Linked DNA regions of Homo sapiens: region 1 is linked to region 2. Evidence: read pairs that join two places in POLR2A ChIA-PET (ENCODE). Cell type or tissue: CD4-positive, alpha-beta T cell. All regions are shown on one strand. Links, peaks and the distances in the headings refer to the core of each region. The heading gives the core; the rest is flanking DNA.

Region 1 (5,368 bases), core at 120-5,119, 73 kb before region 2:
CACTGCCACTGCACTCCAGCTGGGGCGACAGTGCGAGACAGCAATCTCAAAAAAAAAAAAGATAAAATAAAAAAACAAAATATGTGGCACCACCAAATAGAACATGAAAAAGATTGGCCGGCTGCGGTGGCTCACGCCTCTAATCCAGCATTATGGGAGGCCGAGGCGGGTGGATCACAAGGTCAGGAGACCAAGACCATCCTGGCTAACACAGTGAAACCCTGTCTCTACTAAAAATACAAAAAAAAAAAAAAAAAAAAAAAAATCAGCCAGCCATGGTGGCGGGCGCCTGTAGTCCCAGCTACTCGGGAGGCCAAGGCAGAAGAATGACATGAACCCAGGAGGCAGAGCTTGCAGTGAGCTGAGGTCACGCCATTGCACTCCAGCCTGGGCGACAGAGTGAGACTCTGTCTCAAAAAAAAAGAACATGAAAAAGACACTTATCTGCAGCATGAGAGTGTTTGCCTTGTGCAGCCTCGGTGGGAAAATGTGTATCGAGTGATTCATATTTTTGCCACTCTGTATGTCTGAGAATGACCACAAAAGTGCCATGTTGGTTTTAGGGTTTCAGATAAATTTAACAAGTAGGCAAACTCACAAATAAGAACTCCGCAGTGTTGATCAACTGTATGTGATAAAGCAATTATAGCAAATCATAAACTGGAGAATCTAGCAGGTGAGTTATTGGTGTACAGTTAATTCTTTCTATTTTCTGCATATTTGTAAGTTTTCATAGAATGTTGGGAAAAAATACCTCTCCATAGCGGTTCTGAGTTGTTTCTCTACTAACATAGGCCCAGCAAGGCTACTCAGGCATAAGTTTGCATTGGAGAATTGACTTTGAGTGCCCTTCTTAGTTATGCAAATGCAACCAAGGGGTAAAATGAATGCTTTTGTGAAAGCTCCCTCTGCCCTGGGTGTCCAGAGATGGGCTCTGGAGCTGAAAGGAAGGTACTGGAATGGGAATCAGGTGAAGTCTGGGTCAGAGTAGCTAGAGGAGGGGCCAGGATCTGCACTGTAACCCGATTGATTGTGACAGTGAGGTTGGGAGGGCCAAGCTTGAGGGGGGTCCTGGATGTCCCAACAGTTACAGACAGGTGGGTGTTCCAGAGATTCATAAGGGACTGCATTTGTGGCTCCACCTGGAGAAAAAGGTCACCATTCCACAAGAGTGTTTTTAAAAAGTCATGAAGCGGCTGGGCGAAGTGGCTCACGCTTGTAATCCCAGCACTTTGGGAGATCAAGGCGGGTGGATCACATGGGGCCAGCAGTCTGAGACCAGCCTGGCCAACATGGTGAAACCCCGTCTCCATTAAGATACAAAAATTAATGGCTGGGCCCGGTGGCCCACACTTTGGGAGGCCGAGGCAGGCGGATCACCTAAAGTCAGGAGTTTGAGACTAGCCTGGCGAACATGGTGAAACCCCGTCTCTATTAAAAATACAAAAAAATTAGTCGGGCGTGGTGGTGGGCGCCTGTAGTCCCAGCTCCTCAGGAGGCTGAGGCAGGAGAATCGCTTGAACCCAGGAGGTGGAAGTTGCAGTGAGCCGAGATCGCACCACTTCACTCCAGCCTGGGCAACAGAGCAAAACTCCATCTCAAAACAAAACAAAACAAAACAAAACAAAAAAACCCATGAAGGCTCCTAGGTATTCACTCTAAAGAAATGGAAATTTACATTCACACAAAAACCTACACAGGAACATTTATAGCCGTACTAGCCACAGTTGCCAAAAATTAGGAATAACTTACATGTTTCCCAACAGATGAATAAGATACACTGTGGGACATGCCTACAGTGGAATTCTACTCCGCGGTAAGTGGAACAGCATACGGAGACACGCAGTTCCGCAAACGCATCGCAAAGGCCTCAGGCTGGATGAAAGAAACCAGGTTCCAAGGGCTACGAATTGTGTGATTCCACACACAACTATAGGGACGGAAAACGCACCAGAGGTTGCTGGGTGCTGGGGGCCGGAGAAGGAGTGACGACAGAGGGCAGGACGGAATTTGGGGGAATAGTCTGTATCTTGATTGATGTGGTGGTAGTCTCTGGGCTGTATGCATTTGTCAAATCTCAGAATTTTTCACTAAAATGATATAAAAATTTTATTGCATGTAAATTATACCCCAAATTTTTAATTAAGGGGGAAAGGAACTGGAAGATACAGACACAATGGACACTAAAAATGCTAATGAAAATAGGAAAAGTGATTAAGGGCTGTCTACACTCCTGTCCCTATGTCCTTGACTCCCAGCCTCTCAGCCAGACCTGGTCTGCGCCCCCCCCCCAGGCTGTTCTCCAGCACTGATAGCACCCCTGGCAGTCTGTAGGCACCAGACAAGCACTCTGTGACCTCCTCAATCCTGGGCCCCCTGAATGGCCGACACCTATGACTCCTCCCTCCTGCTTGAGCCCCACAGACCTCTCTGGTCCTTCACAAACTCCCTGGCTTGCCTCTGCCCTCTGACCATCCTGCTCACTCTCCTTCCCCCACCCCCGTCCCCTTACTTGGGTCATCCTGTCAGTAGCTGTACATGCTGCCACACCCACCTCTCCCAGAGCCCAGATCTCTCGCCCGACTGAGGTCGGTTGGTGCTGGCATCATCTCCTTTGATCTCCACCAACTGTTTCCATTAATACAACCAACCTAAGATCCAGATGGCATGCTCATGCTGCCTGTGGCTGGCTGAACCTCACAGTCTATTTCCACAGAGCTGAGCCCCAGAGTCTGCAAGTTGCTCCTTGGCAATTCTTCCCCAAGGCCTCCCTTGCTCAAGACCCTAATGGCTACTGCATTGGATCTCCCCAGCCCTCTGCCCCAGCTGAGCTGTGCTACTTGCCTTCCTTCAAATGGATGTTCATACTTTCATCCACACAGCACCCTCCACCTAGTGCACCCTTCCCTCTCCCCTCCATCTTCTCCAACCCAGCCAGCCCATCCTTGAAGACTCATGGAGCCACTCCCATAAAGCATGAGGATGCAGGATGAGGCAGAAAACTGAGGGCTTGTCCAAGGACCATGGGTGCAGAGTAGCAAAGCTGGTCTCTGGGGCAGGAAGCTGTGGCAGGAAACTGTCGCCAACACAGTTTGAGAAGCTCCTCCCCACGTGGCCGCAGGTGCAGCCTGGGTAGCTAGAAGTGGGTTAGGGCAGAAGAGGAGATGAGGGAGGCTCAGTGCCCAGCCCAGGGCTGCCATCCATGACCCGAGGCTAAGGAGTCCCAGAGGCAGGCTCTCTTCCTGTGCATCTCGGCTGCGTCCCAGCTTCCCTGTCCCACTGCCCACAAGGACAACGGTAATCACAAGCACCACCCCACACACACAGGTCGGGTGGTGGGCGCCTCCTCTTCCACCCCTGGGGCCTTTCTGGACTGTCCTCACTAGTAAAACATGGGGCCCAAGTTCCCAGGGACCCCATGGCCAGAGATGCTGGGGAGGCCAGAGAAGGTGGGCAGAGGTGGCAGAGATGAAAAGTCCGGGGGCAAGAGGTGGGAGCATTTGCCACGCAGCGGCTAGCCGGAGTGTCTGCTGTCAGTGAGCTGCACCGATCTAGAGCTCCCCGGGGTGACCCCAGACCCCAGGCAGGGGATCAAATGTTTCTGTTCTCAGCTGTGTCCCTGCAGACTCGTGGCCCTCCCAGAAGACACACCCACCATGAGACCCACCCCAGCCCTCGACCTGCCTGGGCCATCCCGACGGACAGGACTTGGGTTAGGAGCCGCGTCCCTCAGTCCCCAGTGAGCCTGTTCATTCCCCAAGCCTGGCCTATGGTTCTCCCTAGGCTGACCCCAGTCAGCTTCCTCTTGAGCTCACAGTTCAGAGATCCTAGTTTGGCCTTCCCAGAACTTACAGCCCCTGGATCACAGCACAGAGATCACAGCAGAGCAGCCACGGGGCACCTGCCCCACACTCACAGCCCAGGCCCTGGGAGGATGATGGGAGGAAGCCTTGGAGCCTGGTCAGAAGGACCTGCCTGGAATCCCACCATTCACCCAGCCTCCCTGGGTAAAGGCAGTGCTAGATTACAGCTGTTCCAGAGAGATCAGATTCCCCAAACATGCTTCAAAGGAAAAAAGAGTCAAGGGGTCAAATACAGTTTCAAATGCTGTGAAAAGCACATTAAAGGCTCCGAGAAGACCACATGGAAGGACCTCTTTCAGCGTCACTTAATTCCCACACCTATTCAGCAAAGCCTTGAAGGTCTACTGTTTCACAGAACATTCCCTGGGCATCAGAAGCCCCCATTACATGCCCATCGTCAGAGCAGAGGTATCACACCAAAGCCACTGGACCTGGTGGGAGCGGGCAGGAGCAGCACAAGCTCCACATGTCCCCCCAGCCAGAGGCTCCACGTGTCCCCCCAGCCAGAGGCTCAGAGGCTCCTCGTGTCCCCCCAGCCAGAGGCTCCACATGTCACCCCAGCCAGAGGCTCAGAGGCTCCGCATGTCCCCCCAGCCAGAGGCTCCGCATGTCTCCCCAGCCAGAGGCTCCGCATGTCCCCCCAGCCAGAGGCTTGACATGTCCCCATCCAAGGCTCTGCAGGAGCAGGGCCCCAGCCCCTCACCGCCCCACCTCCTCCTACTGCCCCCCCACCACCCTGTTCCCACTCCAGCTCCTGGCTCTCTCTCTCTGAACCCCTAGTCCTCACCTGAGACCCTAAGTCCCTCTGAAGCCATGTTCCCTGCTCCTTAATCCCCCAGCTGTGCTCGGGCCGCCTGTGCCCACCAACAGAGGCAGCATAGGCACTGGTCGTCAGCACACGCCAGCTTGGTGACGCCATGAGCCACACAGCCGCAGTTAGCCATGGCTGCAGGCTCCTCCTTCATATGTCTTTCCTGACTGCAGGGATTGGATTCAAATCATGGAATCGTGGACCCACCACATGGTCACAGTGCAGCCTCAGCAGCGAGTGAAGCTCGCCAGACCTCCTCCGGAAAGCAGGGCCAGTGAAGGTGTCCAGCACTGGGGCTGCAGGGACTCCCTGGGGTGAGACTTGCTGGCCCCCGTCATGCCATCACATCCTCTTCTCTGCTTGAAGCCCTCTAGGCTCCCACCTCACTCGGGGTGAAAATGCAAGTCCTCAGGGTGGCCCCCAAGGCCCTTCATGATGCCCATCACCACCCCCCGCCACTCACTCCCCTCCAGCCACACGGGCCTCCTCATGTTATTCGTTCAGGTCCCTCGGACAAACCAGGCATGGTGCAGCCTCAGGGCCTTTGTACTGTCTGTTCCCTCTGCCTGGAGACTCTTCCTCCAACACCTTCCACTTTATTCAGGTCTCTGCCTAAGTCACCTCCTCCAGGAGGCCTTCCCTGACCTCCCTCTCCAAAATAGCCTCTCCTTCTCTCTCTAGCCCTGACCCAGCT
Region 2 (5,368 bases), core at 73-5,072:
TCAAGATCTAAACAAGGTGTGCATGCTGCTGACTGGTATCTCCCTTATCTGTTTCTCCACATGTTCTCCCTAGCTTTTCCCCCCACTCCTTGCAATTTATTTGAAGAAACATGGTCAGTGATTTCTGAAATTGTTCCATATTCTGAATTTTGCTGCTGGTATCCCCATGAATTCTTACTTTGCACCTGGGTCCCTCAAGACTTCAAAATCCCCAAAACTCTCTTCACAAGGCCACCCTGTCTCTATGAGGATACTGTGAGGACCTACTATCCACTCAGCTCTTTACATATTAAGCACCTTGTAAGGTACTTACCTTTTTGTAGTTGTACTTGACCCCCAGAGAACATGTCCACAGAGATAGAGCCAAATGATGGAGCCAATATTTTAAGTCCTGTCAGCCTGACTCCTCAGCCCGCCCCTTTCTCTCATACCAGGTGGTCCCATTCATTGCATTACGGGTTGTCGATCTATTCTTATTATTAATCTAAGCACTATACACTGGTTATACACTTTCAGTAAGTGGATGGCAAGCTAGCATTAACAGACAGCTTTTCCCAAAATAAGCATATTCCATGCCTACCAAAGAATACGGGTAAGAAATAAGACCAGCCATCTATGGGAGAAGGAGCCAATGCAATGGCTAGTCTTTACTGGAAAGAAGAAACTTTACAGCACATTTTGAGTAATTTAGTGCAGGTGCTCAGTGTGCCAGCTGCTGGGGCACCAGCTTGTAATGGGCTCCACAGCGGGGGCATCGCTGGGCCTCGCCTTTGTGCAGCCAAAACCAGACGACGCTGGTATTGTCCTCTTCACCTAAAAGGGAAAAAAGGTGGTTTATGGTCATCCAACCTAGAAAGGGAGACTTTCAACATGAATTTCTTTTCCTCAGACATCTCTGATACACAAGTAAGACTATGGTTGATATCTTAAGAGATCAGTTCAAGCCCTCCTCCCATTCTTCAGATGAAGAAATTGAGGCTCTGAGTTCACCTATGAGTAAACTGACCTTGTATCAAGGTCACTGTAAATTCTAACAATTCCCTTGCCTATGTAGAACGCAAAGCAGGGTCCGTTCTGGTATGTATCCCTAGTGTCTAAAATGATGCCTGGCATAGAAGCAGTATAACAATAAATATTTGCTGGGTGGGTACTCCTTCATGCCGCACTCCCAGTGAGCCAGTCTTACCGCTGTGCTGCGCTTCTTTCCAGTAAGGATGAACTATCAGGCATAATGAGGCTTGAGAGTGTCAAGACCCTTAGACAAACTTACCAACATGCACTCACACACTGAAGATTTGAGGCAGCTTACACACTATTGTAGGATATATTAAGCAAGTGGATAAAAAATAGAGGTGAGGTACTTACAGATGCAGCCTACTATTCTCTTGTTGGAGATGGAGGGGACTAAATTAGGGTCTTCCCTGGTGCCTGAAGCTCCCTTTGGGGCCAGTACATTGTATGGGTCCTGAAGAAAAAACAAAAAACAAAACAAAACAAAAAAAACAAGAATTGAACCATTAGGCCAAATAAGCCCTACCTTCCAGAAGCTCAGGGGACTGTTCCTACAAGCCAAGTTTCCTGTATCAAATACTCCCAGAGAGGAGACCACTATGAACACATCCAAGGCCATAAGTTACACAGAAGACACAGAAGGGAGTTTCTCCTTACCAGTCCCTTCTTTGCAGCCAGCATGATCTCCCTCTCCAACCCAGTCGCCTGCTCTTCATCAGTGGGAACACCACCTAAAGGAAGATAACGTGAATTATGACGCTGACTGAAATGACTGATAGAAAAACTACAAACAGAAATGATCAAGGAAAATGGTGCCCCGAAACTTCTGTATAAGTTTTAGCGGGCTCACAAGCTCCTAAAGGCTACTCATATCCATGGTCCCCTAAGAACCACCAAGTACCCATCCACACAAGCGGCAGCACTCGGGGGAGCTTTTTTTTTCTTTTTTGAGACGGAGTTTTGCTCTTGTTGCCCAGGCTGGAGTGCAATGGCGCGATGTTGGCTCACGGGAACCTCCGCCTCCCGGGTTTAAGCGATTCTCCTGCCTCAGCCTCCCGAGTAGCTGGGACTACAGGCGCGCGCCACCACGCCCGGCTAATTTTTGTATTTTTAGTAGAAACGGGGTTTTACCATGTTGGCCAGGCTGGTCTTGAGCTCCTGACCTCAGGGGATCTGTCCGCCTCGGCCTCCCAAAGTGCTGGGATTACAGTTGTGAGCCACCGCGCCCGGCCTATGAGCTTTTCTTTCTCCAACCACCGAGGCAAATTTGTCGACATTTGTCTAAAAGCATGTAGAACCCACTCTGCTTGAGGTGGGCGCAGGTTTGAAGGGAGGCCGGACCCCTCCCCATCCCGGTGGCAGCCCCGGTCCCTCCCAAGGTCACCCGGCACCTCCGTTTAGGATACTTTCGCAGCGGAGTGAGTTCGGGGAGCGGCAGGAGCAGCGGTCCAGAATTACAGGGAGATGCCTGCAGAGCCTGAGGCACTGGGGACCGTAAAGCGGCCACTGGGACCTCGAGAAGCTGCACGAGCCGCGCCGCTTTGCCGCCCTGGGACCACCCTGGGAGGGCAACACTCTGGTCCCTGGCACGCCCGGAGACCCGAGTACCTCCAGATGCCATGGAGCGCATCGCGGCCGCGCCACTGGGGCCGCGAGCCCTCAGGGCCTGCGCGGCCAGCGTTCCAGCTCCGCGAAGTAACCTTGAAGCCATTGCGTCCGCGACTAGCAGCAAAACTTCCGGGAACAAGCTGCAGAGACAGGAGGGACTTCCGGGGGCGGGCTTCTTTCTCCTCTCGGTCAGCTTTCGGCTTCCTCCCAGCCCTCGAGCCCGCCCACTCCCAAGACTGTGGCGGGGGCGGAAATTGCGCATGCCCAGCTCTGCCTCTTTCTGCACCGCGTAGTGGCTGAGGCTTGGGGGCGGGGTTGCCTTTAATAACGCTGGGAGGTGGGAAAGTCTTTTTGGTCCCTGGAGTTGAGCGGCTGAACCACATTGGAGTTCCTGTGGGTCTGGCCCCGTAGTCGTGTTCAGCAAACGTGGAGGCTGCTAATGGAAGCTATTAGGTCCCCGTCTGTGAAGAGACTTACTGAACCCCAAATGATTTGAATTTAGAAGTGGGCTCCTAAAGATCACTGCGTTCCTTACTAGGCTGGTTAGTGGCAGGGCTGGTTCTGGCAGTGCGTGGGCCGTCGCGAGCGTGTCGCATTGGACGGGACCTACCTGCAGTCCTGGCCCAGTTTCGTGTTAGAGTTGTACTGTGTGTGGGAGGCGCGGAGGTCCCGGCCTGGGGAGGAGGACAGGGCCGGGGGCGGGACCCCCTACCAGGACCAAGGCCCTGGTGATGTGAAGGAAGTGGCCACTCTTTTTCGAGGCTACTAAGGGAGGAGGAGCAGGAAGGGGAGTTGATAATAGGAAATGGAGTTAGAGCCTGCTGTGACTGGAGTTCCTTGTTTGAAACGGAAAACATATTCCGTCCATGGCTTCCCGTTGCCCATAGGCTAAGATGTGCAAATTTCTTAGGGTGAGCTTTAGTCAGTATAGCCCTGTGACAGGCTAGCTGCATGCGGTATCTGAGTTTCCCTACCAGATAGAAAAATCCCCTTAGAGTGGGAATTAATGCTCATCATTGAATCTTCAATGCCTTGCAGAGGTCTGGTATATAGTAGGATCCAGTAATTTTAGTAAATTTACTACTTGGATAGAGTATACAAAACCAGTTTATAGGGCTTTTCCTGGCCCAGTGAGGTCAATTGGAGGCAACATGGGGAGAGTTGAAGGCTTAGGTGCTCCCGCCTGTCTCATGCAGGCTACGGTATTTTCAAAAGGACGTGGTGGAGCGTTGCTTCACAGGAGCACGTCTGGTCTTCCTGGGTGCCCCCTCCACCAATTAAAAAAAAAAAAAAAAAAACCCTGTATTCTAAGGCCAAAATTTCTTTAAAGGTGGTTTTTGCTTTGAATGGCTTCACTGTTACTCCCTTCTCCCTCACCTCCACTGCAACCCCTCCAAGTTGAATTGGGCGAAAATTCTGAGGATCTGTAGTTAATTTGCAACTGTGGTTAAGGTCTTAGGCAGGAGAAAAAAGCATTGGTCTGGAAAGTAGCCCCACCAGCTAGTTCAGCTACTTTTTATCCTTTGGGCCGCCATTTCTACATCAGTAAAACTGTCGTTCAACTAGGTTAGTATTTCCCAAAGTGTATTGCATGGCATCCAAGTCTCAAGACATGATCTCAAGAAAAAGGACTTGGTCAAGACAGGGAGGGCCTGCATTTGATGACCACCCTTTTGGAGATGGACACTAGCATAATAAAGGCTCTGATTAGGCTTGCAGTAAAGACCTCTTATTTAATTTACCTGCAGTTTAAGCCAGAGTTTCCCTGTCTTAATTGACCACAAAATCCTTTCTGAGGAACACCTACTAACTTGCCCCTCAGCAAACCAGTGAGGTATTCAGCTCTGATATGTTATGATTCCCTGCTGCCTGACCAGAAGTGGTTTACTCCAGGCTATAAAATGGAAATTGAGTTTAGGCTTCTCACTCTCATAGTAGGCTTGCCTAATAATAGGAAATTTTCGCAGGCCCTCATCCAACTCAGGAAAACCTCAGCCTCACTCTGGGATTATTTAGATTGTGTGAGTGAGCTCCAAGGTCAGGTCCAGGCTCCCCAGATGTCCCCGCATCCCTTGCTGCTTCCAGCTCCCACCACTGTCAACTCACACCCAGTCCCTCAGGTCTCCTTTGGAAACAGTTGGCTTGGGGAACAGTCTGCCACCTCTGCTCTATCATTGTCTTTGCCAGCACAATAAACTTATTTTTATAGGATAATTTTCAGTTGTCAAAATAAATGTACATTATAAGTTGAACAGCACAGATATATAAGGAACAAGCTAGCAGTTTGGTGCTTATCCTTTTTTTCCTTTCCCTATGACAGAGTTTCTCAAGCTCAGCACAACTGACATCTTGGGTTGATAATTCTTTGAGGGAGGTTGTGCATTGTAGGATTTAACCCTATGTCATTAGCACCTCCCTGACATGATAACCAAAAATATCTTCAGCCATTGCCACATGCCCCCTGGATTTGCAAAATTCCCATTGAGCATCACTGCATATATGAATATAAAATATAAAAACATAACTACTATACAAAGTTTTAGTTAGTTGCTTCTTTCATTAAAAAATATTTTGTAGGCTGGGTGCGGTGGCTCACACCTGTAATCCTAGCACTTTGGGAGGCTGAGGCAGGCAGATCACCTGAGGTCAGGAGTTCAAAACCAGCTTGGCCGACATGGCGAAACCCTGTCTCTACTAAAAATACAAAAATTAGCTGGGAGCGGTGGTGGGCGCCTGTAATCCCAGCTAC

What was found. Peaks named below come from ENCODE experiments on the same cell type or tissue, not always from the same donor. Only the 100,000 strongest peaks of a DNase experiment are listed, where the experiment ranks them.
Region 1: POLR2A ChIA-PET joins it to region 2 with 12 read pairs; 11 of 35 experiments call an interaction of 5 or more read pairs at or near these places.

The regions. Positions count from the first base shown.
Region 1 is chr2:97,716,478-97,721,845 of GRCh38, reverse strand. The region is part of intron 2 of ZAP70 (zeta chain of T cell receptor associated protein kinase 70); the gene reads right to left. Among named protein-coding and RNA genes, the nearest start is that of ZAP70, 5.6 kb to the right of the region's middle. RefSeq lists enhancers at 2,862-3,011, 5,227-5,368. In CD4-positive, alpha-beta T cell, for the core only: no CTCF peak of the experiment used is centred there; DNase peaks (open chromatin) are centred at 496, 2,622 and 3,105; H3K4me3 peaks cover 2,976 bases; H3K27ac peaks cover 3,511 bases.
Region 2 is chr2:97,643,441-97,648,808 of GRCh38, reverse strand. COX5B (cytochrome c oxidase subunit 5B) reads right to left here and starts at 2,747. Exons shown (of 4, transcript NM_001862.3): 1 at 2,620-2,747; 2 at 1,669-1,742; 3 at 1,366-1,465; 4 at 426-813. The coding sequence starts at 2,722. The coding sequence ends at 701. RefSeq lists enhancers at 2,643-2,822, 3,003-3,052, 2,855-3,789. In CD4-positive, alpha-beta T cell, for the core only: no CTCF peak of the experiment used is centred there; a DNase peak (open chromatin) is centred at 2,848; H3K4me3 peaks cover 2,132 bases; H3K27ac peaks cover 2,034 bases.